Linked DNA regions of Homo sapiens: region 2 is linked to region 1. A link is a contact called in ENCODE Hi-C or POLR2A ChIA-PET data. All regions are on one chromosome and are shown on one strand. Each heading gives the region's core, a stretch centred on a gene start or an enhancer-like site at or near the end of the contact. The rest is flanking DNA. Distances are from core to core; before and after follow the strand shown. Region 1 overlaps AAK1 (AP2 associated kinase 1). Region 2 overlaps C2orf42 (chromosome 2 open reading frame 42).

Region 1 (5,502 bases), core at 1,514-4,013:
ATATTCCCATGTTCTCAGAGTCTTCCTTTATATTAACTTTGTTTTTTGTTTTTTTTTGAGATGAAGTCTTGCTCTCTTGCCCAGGCTGTAGTGCAGTGGCACAATCTCAGCTCACTACAGCTGTCACTTCCTGGGTTCAAACGATTCTCATGCCTCAGCCTCCCGAGTAGCTGGGATTACTGGTGCCCGCCACCACGCGTGGCTAATTTTTGTATTTTTAGTAGAGACGGGGTTTCACCATGTTAGCAAGACTGGTCTTGAACTCTTGACCTCAAGTGATCCGCCTGCCTTGGCCTCCCAAAGTGCTGGGATTATAGGCATGGGCCACCATGCCCAGCCCTCTTTATATTGATTTTTAAACACTTACTGGATTAAATGAAGCCTGAATGATAGTCATGTCATACCAGTAAATAACACCTGTCCAGCTTACGTAGTTACCAGGATAGCACTGCCTGGTGACATTCCCTGTGCTACAGTGAGGTGCTGGGTCAGCATCACCCAGTGATGGGGCCCTGGAGACAGAGCTCAGTGTCTTGCCTGGGATGCTGAGTAGGTCGGTGGGAGGGCTAAGGCAGCGGGCCCCAGCCTCTTCCTTCACTGCACTGAACAGCCCACAAGATGTTTCAGCAGGGGAATGCGGAGCAAACTGGAATGAAAGGCTAGAGTGAGGTTACCAGACTTCATTTCCCCAGCCAGCCCTCAGTGCTTTACCCCTTGCACCTCAGTGCTCCTAAGACGGAGGCAGCGCAATGCTGGACACACAGTAGTTGGCCTTCTGCATCTGATGTTCCACATCTGCAGATTCAACCATCTGTAGGTGGAGAATACACACAGTTGTCCCCCCTTATCAGTGGGTTTTGATGCATGGTTGGTTGCATGGAGGGAGACGTGAAACCTGCAGATAAGGAGAGCTGATTGTATTGGACTCTGTGGTTGTGTTTTCATCAATATTGAAGATCATCAGGCATGCTGCCAATTTGTTCACTGTGGTTCAGGAGACTCTTTCTCCTTTACCTTGGATATAGGGACCATGGGAAGAGGCCTGGATTGTGATTGTTGCAGAGAAGTCCTGGTCGCTGTTGTTTTTAGTCATTGACTCCCCAGATCTTACACTCGATGCCATCTAGATGCTTTCATTAGCACGTTAGATTTTATTGCTGTCTGCTAGTATGTCCGCGCTGGGCAGTTACAGTTGTCTGCGCATCTGCAGCTTCCCCAAGTGCTCCTGTTCACCCTGGCTCTGTCGTTGCATCACATAGTCTCAGCGACTCTGAGCTCCATGTCACTGTGAGAACCAGCCACCACAGTCCTAGCAGTAGTCAGGGCCAAAGAGTTCTCTATTTTCCTGTTTTCCAGAGAAAATGCTAGTTGCTTCTCTGTGAGCAGGATTTCCATTCGGTGAGAAGGTGCCACTGTGAATAAAAGTTAATAGGATGAGGGAAAGAGCACGGGCCAGGCCTACTTCGGGCCTTGTGGAGCCAGCGCCACTCTGCCTGTGGGTCTGCTGGTTCACATGCAGAACTGAGGAAACCCCCCTTGCCCTCCCTACTGCCTGTGCAGCCTTTCTTTCCAGTGACAGAGGAAATAAACTGAAAGTGGTCCCTGTCCTTAAGCAGCTTATGTTCTAAAAATAACCATAGCAGAAGTGCTGTTCTATATTGAAGATCTCTCCTCTAATACATTATTTTAACACTTTAATCATTTTCCCCATTTTAAATTTTCATTTCTCTGAGAAAGATAAAGATCAGTATTGCAGATCATGGTGTTGTGGATCTGGGAAGGTCACCTAAGCCAGCCCTCTTCTTTACCAGTGAGGAAACCTCCGCACAGAAAGGCTGTGACCTGCACAGGTAGTTGAGTGATCAAACCAGAACGGAGACCACGGTTTTTCACTCCCGTTTTATTCTGTTGTATTATACCATGCTATTTGTCCAAGCACTTAAGAAAGGAGAAGAAAGGGTTAAGGCTTAACATGCACATTCATGTCAAAAGAGTCATAGATGTCTCCTTTGTTAGAATAGAGATTTTGATCTCATGAAGTATAATAGGATGAAGATTCTTGTCCCATTTTTAGAAACACAGGTTTGAAAACCTGCATTCATCTAATCCTTCAAATTTTGCAGTGGCAATACATTCTCTGACTGAAATGCCTAATGCCATACCTGTTTGGAATAATATTGAGATGAAGAGGTCAGTAGGAGGTAGCCTCTTAGATCTTTTTGCTAAAGCTGTAAGCAGAGTTTGACAGTGACAACTTCAATTGCACTCTTAAGCTGAGAGGCTAGGAAATGGGGTCAGCAGCATCGCACTCTCAAAGAATGGAAAGGTTCGGGATTGTAAGCAGTGGTAAACAATCTTGAGCTTCACCCTAAGGGACTTTGCCAAAAACAAAGTCCCTATGCAAATTCTCTGAAGCTTTCAGAAGGTGGTGTACGACTGTCTAGTTGGGTTTCTACCTTCTTAATCTCACATAATCTATTCACACCTGCTTACTTCCATCCCTGTTGATTTTTCTCTATACCCTGCCCTAGTCATCTCACACCCAGACTGTTGTACCTGCCCTTGTTGGCTTCCTTCTTTTCTTCTCCCTCAATTTTGCCAAGCTAATTTTCATAAAATGGCTGTCTTCATGTGCTGCTGACCTGAGAAAAATGCTGAATGGTGCCCAAGTGCCCTTCCTCAGTCTGCTGTCTGTGTGCTTCTCTGGTCCTCTCCCTTTCTCCTTCCTCCTTCCTCGCCAATCTCAACTGTCCATCCCCCTTAATTGCACAATGCACATCAGCACGGTGGGTGAGGGTGTGGTCCTGGCAGTCCGGTGGCCTGAGCCTAAATACTGCCCTACTATCCTGTGACCTCAGACAAGTTAGGTAACTTCTCTGGCCTCTTTTTTCTAATCTATTAAGGGAGACAATAAGGCTTTGTAAGGATTATATGAAATACTCTAGGTAAAAGCGCGTGGAGCAGTGTCTGGCACTTAATAAGTGCTGTTAGTTGCTACTGTTATTATCACTCTGGTTTCTATGCTTTGTTCCTGTTATTAGTTTCACTTTTGTAAGTCCTTCACTTCCTCCATGGCTCCACATTGTCTTGTCTCCCCTTTCCTGACAGCAGTGGTTCATAGTAGGTCCTTTCCCATGTTTTCAGCTTTCTTTGCAGTACTGGTACTATGCATAGCACTATTCCAGCCACAGTGGCCTGCCTCTGTGCCTCAGACCCTTCAGGCACACTCCCATCTCAGGGCCTTTGTGCTACTGTTTTCTGCTTGGAATGCTCTTTCCCCATATGGCACATGGCTGCTCCTTCTTCATCCAGGTCTCTGTTCCCCTTGGAGAGACCTTCCCCGACTATACTATTTAAAATAACATTCGTCTTCACCTTACATACATTCACCTGCTGTATTCTTGTCATAATATTTATCACTACCAGGCAAGTATAATTATTTTCTTCTTATCCCCAGTTGGACTGTAAGCTCTGTGAGAGGATAGACCTTGTTGTGTTCACAGCCTTATCCCTAGAGCCTAGAAAAGTTCTTGGCATATAGTAGGAGTTGAAACGTGTTTCTTTTGTTTTTTAGTTTTTAATTTTTGTGGGTACGTAATGGGTGTATATAGGAGTTATATGAGACATTTTGATACTGGTATGCAATGTGTAATATCACATCAGGATGAGTAGGGTATCTGCCACCTCAAGCATTTATCCTTTGTGTGAAACATGTTTCTTTGATAAATGTATGGTATAACAGCTTTTCTAGATGTACATTCCAGCATTAGAAGTGTAGAAACTGATTCAGAAAGCGAGTGCACACATACAATAGGAGAAGCATGGTTTTAGATGAGCCCTGCCAGGTGCATGAGGCCGAGGAGGAAGATTGTTGCTGAATGATGCTGAATAAGTGATTTCATCGGCAACATTTAAGGGTCCCTGGCGTGTGTACAGCACTGGACAAGGTGTTATGGGAGATGCACAGGCATAACACAGTGCCCTTTTCTCTAAAGTTTTGTATTCTTACTTGGGAAGGCAAGCATAAATACATAAGAAGTTAAATACCAACCCACAGTGAAAGAAACATTGCCAAATTGTAAATGATTATCAGTGATTATTACCTACCAAAGGTTGGCAAAATTTATTTACAAAGGGCCAGATAATAAATATTTTAAGTCTGTCATAACTGCTCACTCTGCTGTCAGAGCTCAAAAGCAGCCATAAACTTTAGGGTAAGTAACAAGTGGGCATGGTTTGATGTGGCCTGAAGGCCTTTGGCAGCCTCTGCTATTGACAGTAAGTTCTGTAGATTTTGTGAACTGGTTGTGAAAGGTTTTTCTGAGGAGTTACAACTGGAGTGGAGAATGAGCAGTTGAATAAAAGGAGCAATTGAATAAAAGGACAAATTAGGTTGTGTATGGAATGCTTAGGAGACATCGAACAAATCAGCCTGGCTAGTGTTTAGACACTTCATTCCTTATTCACTAGATTTCTATTGTGGGGGCATTTCTGAACATAAAGCACCAAGAAAGTCCTGTCCTTAAGCTTGCACCCAATGCATTAGACAAGTATTGTCTCCCCTACTATAGTTGGAAGTAAGGATGGGGGCCTTGAGTAATTGCTCTGCTTCTAACCTGCTTCCTGTAGCAGGAATATAATTGCCTATCCTTTCTAGAGTGAGGTTGTTTAGGTTCACTTCCCAGCTGTACCAACTATTGGCTGTGTGACATTTAGCAAGTGACTTAATCACTCTGAGCCTCATTTTCTCCATCTGTGAGAGAAGGATAATAATCATATTGGGATTATGAGGATGTAGTGGGATAATCCATGTAAAATGCTGAGTACAGTAGTACTGGCAATAATAAAGCTCAGAAAATGATGGCTGTTATTTTTATAACCTCTAAATTAGATTGAAAACATTAGCGTTGTTTTGTTGGAATTATTTTAAATTCCTAAAGTGTGTATATGCTCAGGAAGCTTGACTGTGTCACTTTGTGTAAATAGATTAAACTGGTGAGCTTTATAAAAAAGACATAGATGATGGAAATATTTGCGTGCCTCAGCCTTATCTCAAAGGAATGAATCTCTCCTAATCTTTCATAACCCTATGCTTAAGAATTGTTCATCATAGAACATACCTGTGCAGGTTGATGGCTGTAGTTCAAACTACCTATGTGGCTGGAAATTCCAAGGTCAAAATTATAGATTAAAGTGATTCCAGGGTAGTAGTGCCCCCAGCTACACCAGTATATCCTCTCTGGAAGAACAATAGACTTTAAACCCAGATCTTACAAGCTTTTTACAGATTAAGTTCCAAGGAATGTAAGTTAACAAAAACAAAAAGCTCCTCACAACACCACCATAAGCAAGGTTTAGTAGGAGTAAGAAACAATAAACTGCAGAATCAGTTGGCAGCAGAGACTTCAAATATTGGAATTGGCAGATACAGACTATAAAATATACTTAATGTAATTCTTAGAAGAATTAAAAGAAAGTATAGAAACAAGTATAGAAATTAGA
Region 2 (5,394 bases), core at 2,569-5,068, 630 kb before region 1:
TTTTGCCTCTGTATAAAGAAATCTCAGTGGTATTTTTAGTTATTACCGTCCCTTGATTCCTTTTCTTTCACCTCTCCCTGTACATCAGAAAGTCCACTGAGTTTCTTTAAATGAGTTGTTTCTTCTTGTTTCCCATAGGCAAACCAGAACCATTGGTGTTCCACATTCCTCAGTCATTTTTTGATGCCCTGCAACAAAGAATATCTATAGGAAGTGCAAAAAAACGGCTCCCCAACTCCACCACAGGTACAGGATTTCCCTTTGGTATAGTGATGGATGTCTCGAACATAGAGAATTATGTTTGGAAAAAATCTGTGTGGAATATTCACCGTGAGTATTCAGAGTTAGGACTTCTACTCACATGTCTGGAGCACAAAGCCTTCAATGATCAGCATATCAATTATCTACATCAACTGATTTGTCACCAAAACCTTTTATATATTTGCCTCTAGAATTTCTTTTTAAAAGTGCTGAGAATCTATAAGGAAATAATAGTACTGTATTAGAAACTAGGTAACAAATACAACAAAAGAAAATGTTATTTTTTGGTAATCTAATTTTGTCCTTTTTTCACGTTGAAGCTTTTGTTCGGAAAGATGCCTTGCCACTGGGAACCTTTTCCAAGTATACTTGGCATATCACTAATATCCTGCAAGTTAAACAAATCTTAGATACCCCAGAGGTGAGAGTTTATTTCTATAACAGTGGGAGGGTTGTGAAGGGAAGAGAGGGAGGCAAGTACAGGGACTATATTTGCACTGGTTCCTTGAGTTACAGACACCAGAGTTTCTTTTTTTCATGCTAAGAGATATTCAGAAATATCCCTGGCTTTATAGTTCTGACTCCAATTTTAATGTGTGTTCCCTATGGCTTGAAAAAAGTATCTTAAATTGGAATATACTTTTCCTTTGCCTTTGGGATTAAAAAAACATAATTTTTCTTATAAATTAAATAATGATCCCCTAATACTTATGATGAGTCCTAGATTTGACTGGCAGGCAGCTAGAAAGTATATAAATAATTTGAGATGATATAATATTTGTGAAGTCAGTGGCACCAGCACAGTTAAACCCTCCTCCCCAAACTACAGCTTTGTTCTCATTAGAGAAATGACCCTTTTTATTTTATTTTATTTTATTTTTGGGATGGAGTCTTGCTCTGTCACCCAGGCTGGAGTGCAGTGGCGCAATCTTGGCTCACTGCAACCTCTGCCTCCCGGGTTCAAGCAATTCCCTTGCCTCAGCCCCCCGGCTAGCTGGGATTACAGGCACGTGCCACCATACCCGGCTAATTTTTGTATTTTTAGTAGAGACAGGGTTTGACCATGTAGGCCAGGCTAGTCTCAAATTCCTGACCTCATGATCCTCCCAAACTGCTGGGATTACAAGGCATGAGCCACTGTGCCTGCCCGAGAAATGACCCTTTAAAAAAAATTTTTTTTTGGTCTTTTTTTTTTGAATTTTGGTTTTTTTGGGACAGAGTCTTACTCTGTTGCCTAGTCTGGAGTACAGTGGTGCAGTCACGGCTCACTCTACCTCCACCTCTTGGGATCAAGTGATCCTCCCACCTCAGCCTCCTGAGTAGCTTGGACTACAGGCATATGCCACCATGCCCAGCTAATTTTTGTAGAGATGGGGTTTCCCCATGTTGCCCAGGCTGGTCTCAAATTCCTGGACTCGAGCAATCTGTCTGCCGCAGTCTCCCAAAGTGCTGGGATTACAGGCATGAGCCACCAGGCCCACCCTATTAATTAAAAAAAAAAAAAAATTTAAGATAGGGTCTTGCTATGTTGCCCAGGCTGGTCTCAAATTCCTGGGTTCAAGCAGTCCTCCCATCTTGGCCTCCCAAAGTACTGTGATTACAGGTGTAATCTGCCTCTTCCAGCCACACTAGACATTTTATGTTTTTATTTTTATTTTTTGGAGACAGAGTCTCTTGCTCTGTTGCCCAGGCTGCAGTGCAGTGGCACGATCTCGGCTCACTGTAACCTCCACCTCCCAGGTTCAAGCAGTTCTCATGCCTCAACCTCCTGAGTAGCTGGGACTATAGGCACGCACCATCATGCCTGGCTAATTTTTGTATTTTTAGTAGAGACAGGGTTTTGCCATGTTGGCCAGGCTGGTCTCAAGCTCCTGATCTCAAGTGATCCGCCCACCTTGGCTTCCCAAAGTGCATGGATTACAGGCGTGAGCCCCTGTGCCTGTCTTACACATTTTAAAATGTTTTTCGGGCTGGGTGCGGTGGCTCACGCCTGTAATCACAGCACTTTGGGAGGCCGAGGCGGGTGGATCACGAGGTCAGGAGATCGAGACCATCCTGGCTAACACAGTGAAACCCCGTCTCTACTAAAAATACAAAAAAATTAGCCGGGCATGGTGGCAGGCTCCTGTAGTCCCAGCTACTCGGGAGGCTGAGTCAGGAGAATGGTGTGAACCCGGGAGGCGGAGCTTGCAGTGAGCCGAGATCGCACCACTGCACTCCAGCCTGGGCGACAGAGCAAGACGCTGTCTCAAAAAATATATATGTATGTATGTTTTTCAAGTAGATCCTGAAAATCTGAGATGGAGTTTTTTTTCCTACAGTAATAGAATTATGTAGAAAATTCAGGCCGCGCACGGTGGCTCACACCTGTAATCTCAGCACTTTGGGAGGCTAAGGCAGGTGGATCACCTGAGGTCAGGAGTTTGAGACCAGCCTGGCCAACATGGTGAAACCCCGTCACAACTAAAAATACAAAAATTATCCAGGCATGGTGGCAGGCACCTGTAATCCCAGCTACTTGGGAGGCTGAGGCAGGAGAATCGCTTGAACCCGGGAGGCGGAGGTTGCAGTGAGCTGAGGTTGCGCCATTGCACTCCAGCCTGGGGGACAAGATCGAGACTTCGTCTCCAAAAAAGTAGAAAATTCAGCATAATGTGATTTGATACATTAAGAGTAGCTTAATTGCAAGGCATTCTTCTGTTCAGGAAAAAAAAATAAGTTGTTTGATAGCTACAGAATTTACATGTGAGCCAGGCATGGTGGCTATAATACCAGCGATTTAGGAGGCTGAGATGAAGGATTGCTTGAGGCCAGGAGTTCAAGACCAGCCTAGGCAACACAGCGAGGCCCCTACTATTTTTTTTTTGTTTGAGACAGAGTCTCACTCTGTTGTCTAGGCTGGAATGCAGGGCACAATCTTGGCTCACTGCAGCCTCTGCCTCCCAGGTTCAAGCAATTCTCCCACCTCAGCCTCCCGAGTAGCTGGGATTACAAGCGCACCATCCTGCCCAGCTAATTTGTATTTTTAGTAGAGACAGGCTTTCACCATGTTGACCAGGCTGGTCCCAAGCTCCTGACCTCAGGTGATCCACCCTCCTTGGCTTCCCAAAGTGCTGGGATTACAGGCGTGAGCCAGTGCGCCAGGCCAGCAAAGGCCCCTACTCTTAAAAAAATAAAAAGAAAGAAAGAAAGAAAGCAAAAGAGGCTGGCGAGGTGGCTCATGCCTGTAATCCCAGCACTTTGGGAGGCCAAGGTGGGCAGATCACCTGAGGTCAGGGGTTTGAGACCAGCTTCGCCAACATGGTGAAAACCCGTCTCTACTAGAATACAAAAATTAGCCGGGCGTGGTGGCTTGCTCCTGTAATCCCAGCTACTCGGGAGGCTGAGGCAGGAGAATCACTTGAACCTGGGAGGCGGAGGTTGCAGTGAACTGAGATCGTGCCACTGCATTCTAGCCTGGGTGACAGAGCTAGACTCCATCTCCAAAAAAAAAGAAAAAAAGAAAAAGTGAGGCCTGGTGGTGTGTGCCTATAGTCCCAACCACTAAGAAAGCTGAAGCAAGAGGATCACTTGAGCCTGGGAGTTGGAGGCTACAGTGAGCCATGATTGTGCCACTGTACTCCAGCAGGGGCAACCAAGTGAGACCTTGACTCTTTTTTTTTTTTTTTTTTTGACACGGACTTTCACTCTTGTGGCCCAGTCTGGAGTGCAATCATGTGATCTTGGCTCACCTCAACCTCCACCTCCCAGGTTCAAGCGATTCTCCTGCCTCAGCCTTCTGAGTAGCTGGGATTACAGGCGTCTGCCACCACGCCTGGCTAATTTTGTATTTTTAGTAGAGATGAGGTTTCTCCATGTTGGTCAGGCTGGTCTCAAACTCCCGACCTCAGGTGATCCGCCTACCTCAGCCTCCCAAAGTTCTGGGATTACAGGCGTGAGCCACCACTCCTAGCGACCTTGCCTCTTAAAAAAAGTAAATACATGTGAACCCTAGAAAAGGGCTGTGTTGGCATTAAAAACACTTGAGGAACTCCTTTAAATGCACATGGCACAGAGGCAGTTTTTAGCCTGGAATGGATGACATTTAGGGAGACACTGAAGCAACTCAGGGTGCAGGCATGTGGGAGAATAGAGCTAACCATCATGGAGCTTCTCACTGTCAGGCATTACTTACCTCCGTCACCTCATTTGACCTCCCAGCCATGCCCTGGCATTAACTGCATTTTGCCCGTGAGAAAACAGGCTCTGAGAAGTTTGTAATTTGCTCTGGGTCACCACAGCATCCAGTTCCAGTTCTGCTTGGCTCAGTCCCAAGGACAGTATGAAGCATACAGGATGTGAGGTGAGCTGCAGGTGCTATGAACAAAGGAATTTAAGAGAAGAATGCTGCTAGCAGAGCAGTAGGGGAAGGAATGAAACTGATTTTAGAGCAGGTCTGTGCCAGCAGCAGTCATGTACCCATGAAGATGTTAGAGGCTCAATTGGTATATAGTTTGGCTGGGGTGGAAATTTAAGATTTTAGAGAAAAAAGGAAAGCCATGAATGATGTAAGGGAGAAAAGGCAGATTTGTTGACAGGATTTTCTTGAAAAACAGGGAAGTTGTAATTCATTTGAATATACTTAACAAGAAAGAAGGAATAATAAAAGATTTGTCGTCATCCAGGTATTGGTCTGTTTTGAAAGTTTTCTCTCTCACCTTTTTTTGGTATTGTCTTGGTGTCCAGATGCCCTTGGAAATCACCCGTAGCTTTATCCAGAACCGAGATGGGACTTATGAGCTATTTAAATGCCCTAAAGTGGAAGTAGAAAGCATAGCAGAAACCTACGGTCGTATAGAAAAACAACCAGTGCTGCGACCCTTGGAACTAAAAACTTTTCTCAAAGTTGGTAAGTGAACTTCAAAACTGCATCTTCCTTTGAGTGTCAGCTGGTGAACAGTACAGTACACTGTCCAAAGCTTTGGATCTTGACCTTAAACAAAGAAGACACATTCATTCACCTTGTAAAGGCAATCGTGGGATAAGGTATTTTGTTTCAATTGAACCAGTGTTTTCAAAAATAAAATTACAGGCCAGGTGCTGTGGCTCACACCTATAATCCCAGCACTTTGGGAGGCCAAGACAGGTGGATTG

What was found. A loop is a pair of places that touch in the nucleus more often than their neighbours do. ChIA-PET counts read pairs that join two places held with the same protein, here RNA polymerase II (POLR2A). Pooled maps may share reads with other maps.
Region 2: a pooled map shows a loop between it and region 1 (2.0-fold over the local background). The contact joins two enhancer-like sites. A Hi-C loop is called at or near these places in 1 of 168 maps with a recorded cell type or tissue (stomach), 1 of 37 single-sample maps with no recorded cell type and 3 of 50 pooled maps. POLR2A ChIA-PET finds 5 or more read pairs at or near these places in 1 of 52 experiments (activated CD4-positive, alpha-beta T cell).

What each region holds. Positions count from the first base shown.
Region 1 is chr2:69,533,437-69,538,938 of GRCh38, reverse strand. The region is part of intron 5 of AAK1 (AP2 associated kinase 1); the gene reads left to right. Among named protein-coding and RNA genes, the nearest start is that of SNORA36C, 16 kb to the right of the region's middle. RefSeq lists an enhancer at 2,885-2,934. Within about 2 kb of position 2,763, at least 3 of the 41 ENCODE cell types and tissues checked have a DNase peak (open chromatin) inside an H3K27ac peak, as active enhancers do.
Region 2 is chr2:70,160,380-70,165,773 of GRCh38, reverse strand. It overlaps C2orf42 (chromosome 2 open reading frame 42), which reads left to right. Exons shown (of 10, transcript NM_017880.3): 7 at 139-246; 8 at 582-682; 9 at 4,987-5,149. Among named protein-coding and RNA genes, the nearest start is that of C2orf42, 28 kb to the left of the region's middle. RefSeq lists an enhancer at 4,685-4,734. Within about 2 kb of position 3,818, at least 2 of the 41 ENCODE cell types and tissues checked have a DNase peak (open chromatin) inside an H3K27ac peak, as active enhancers do.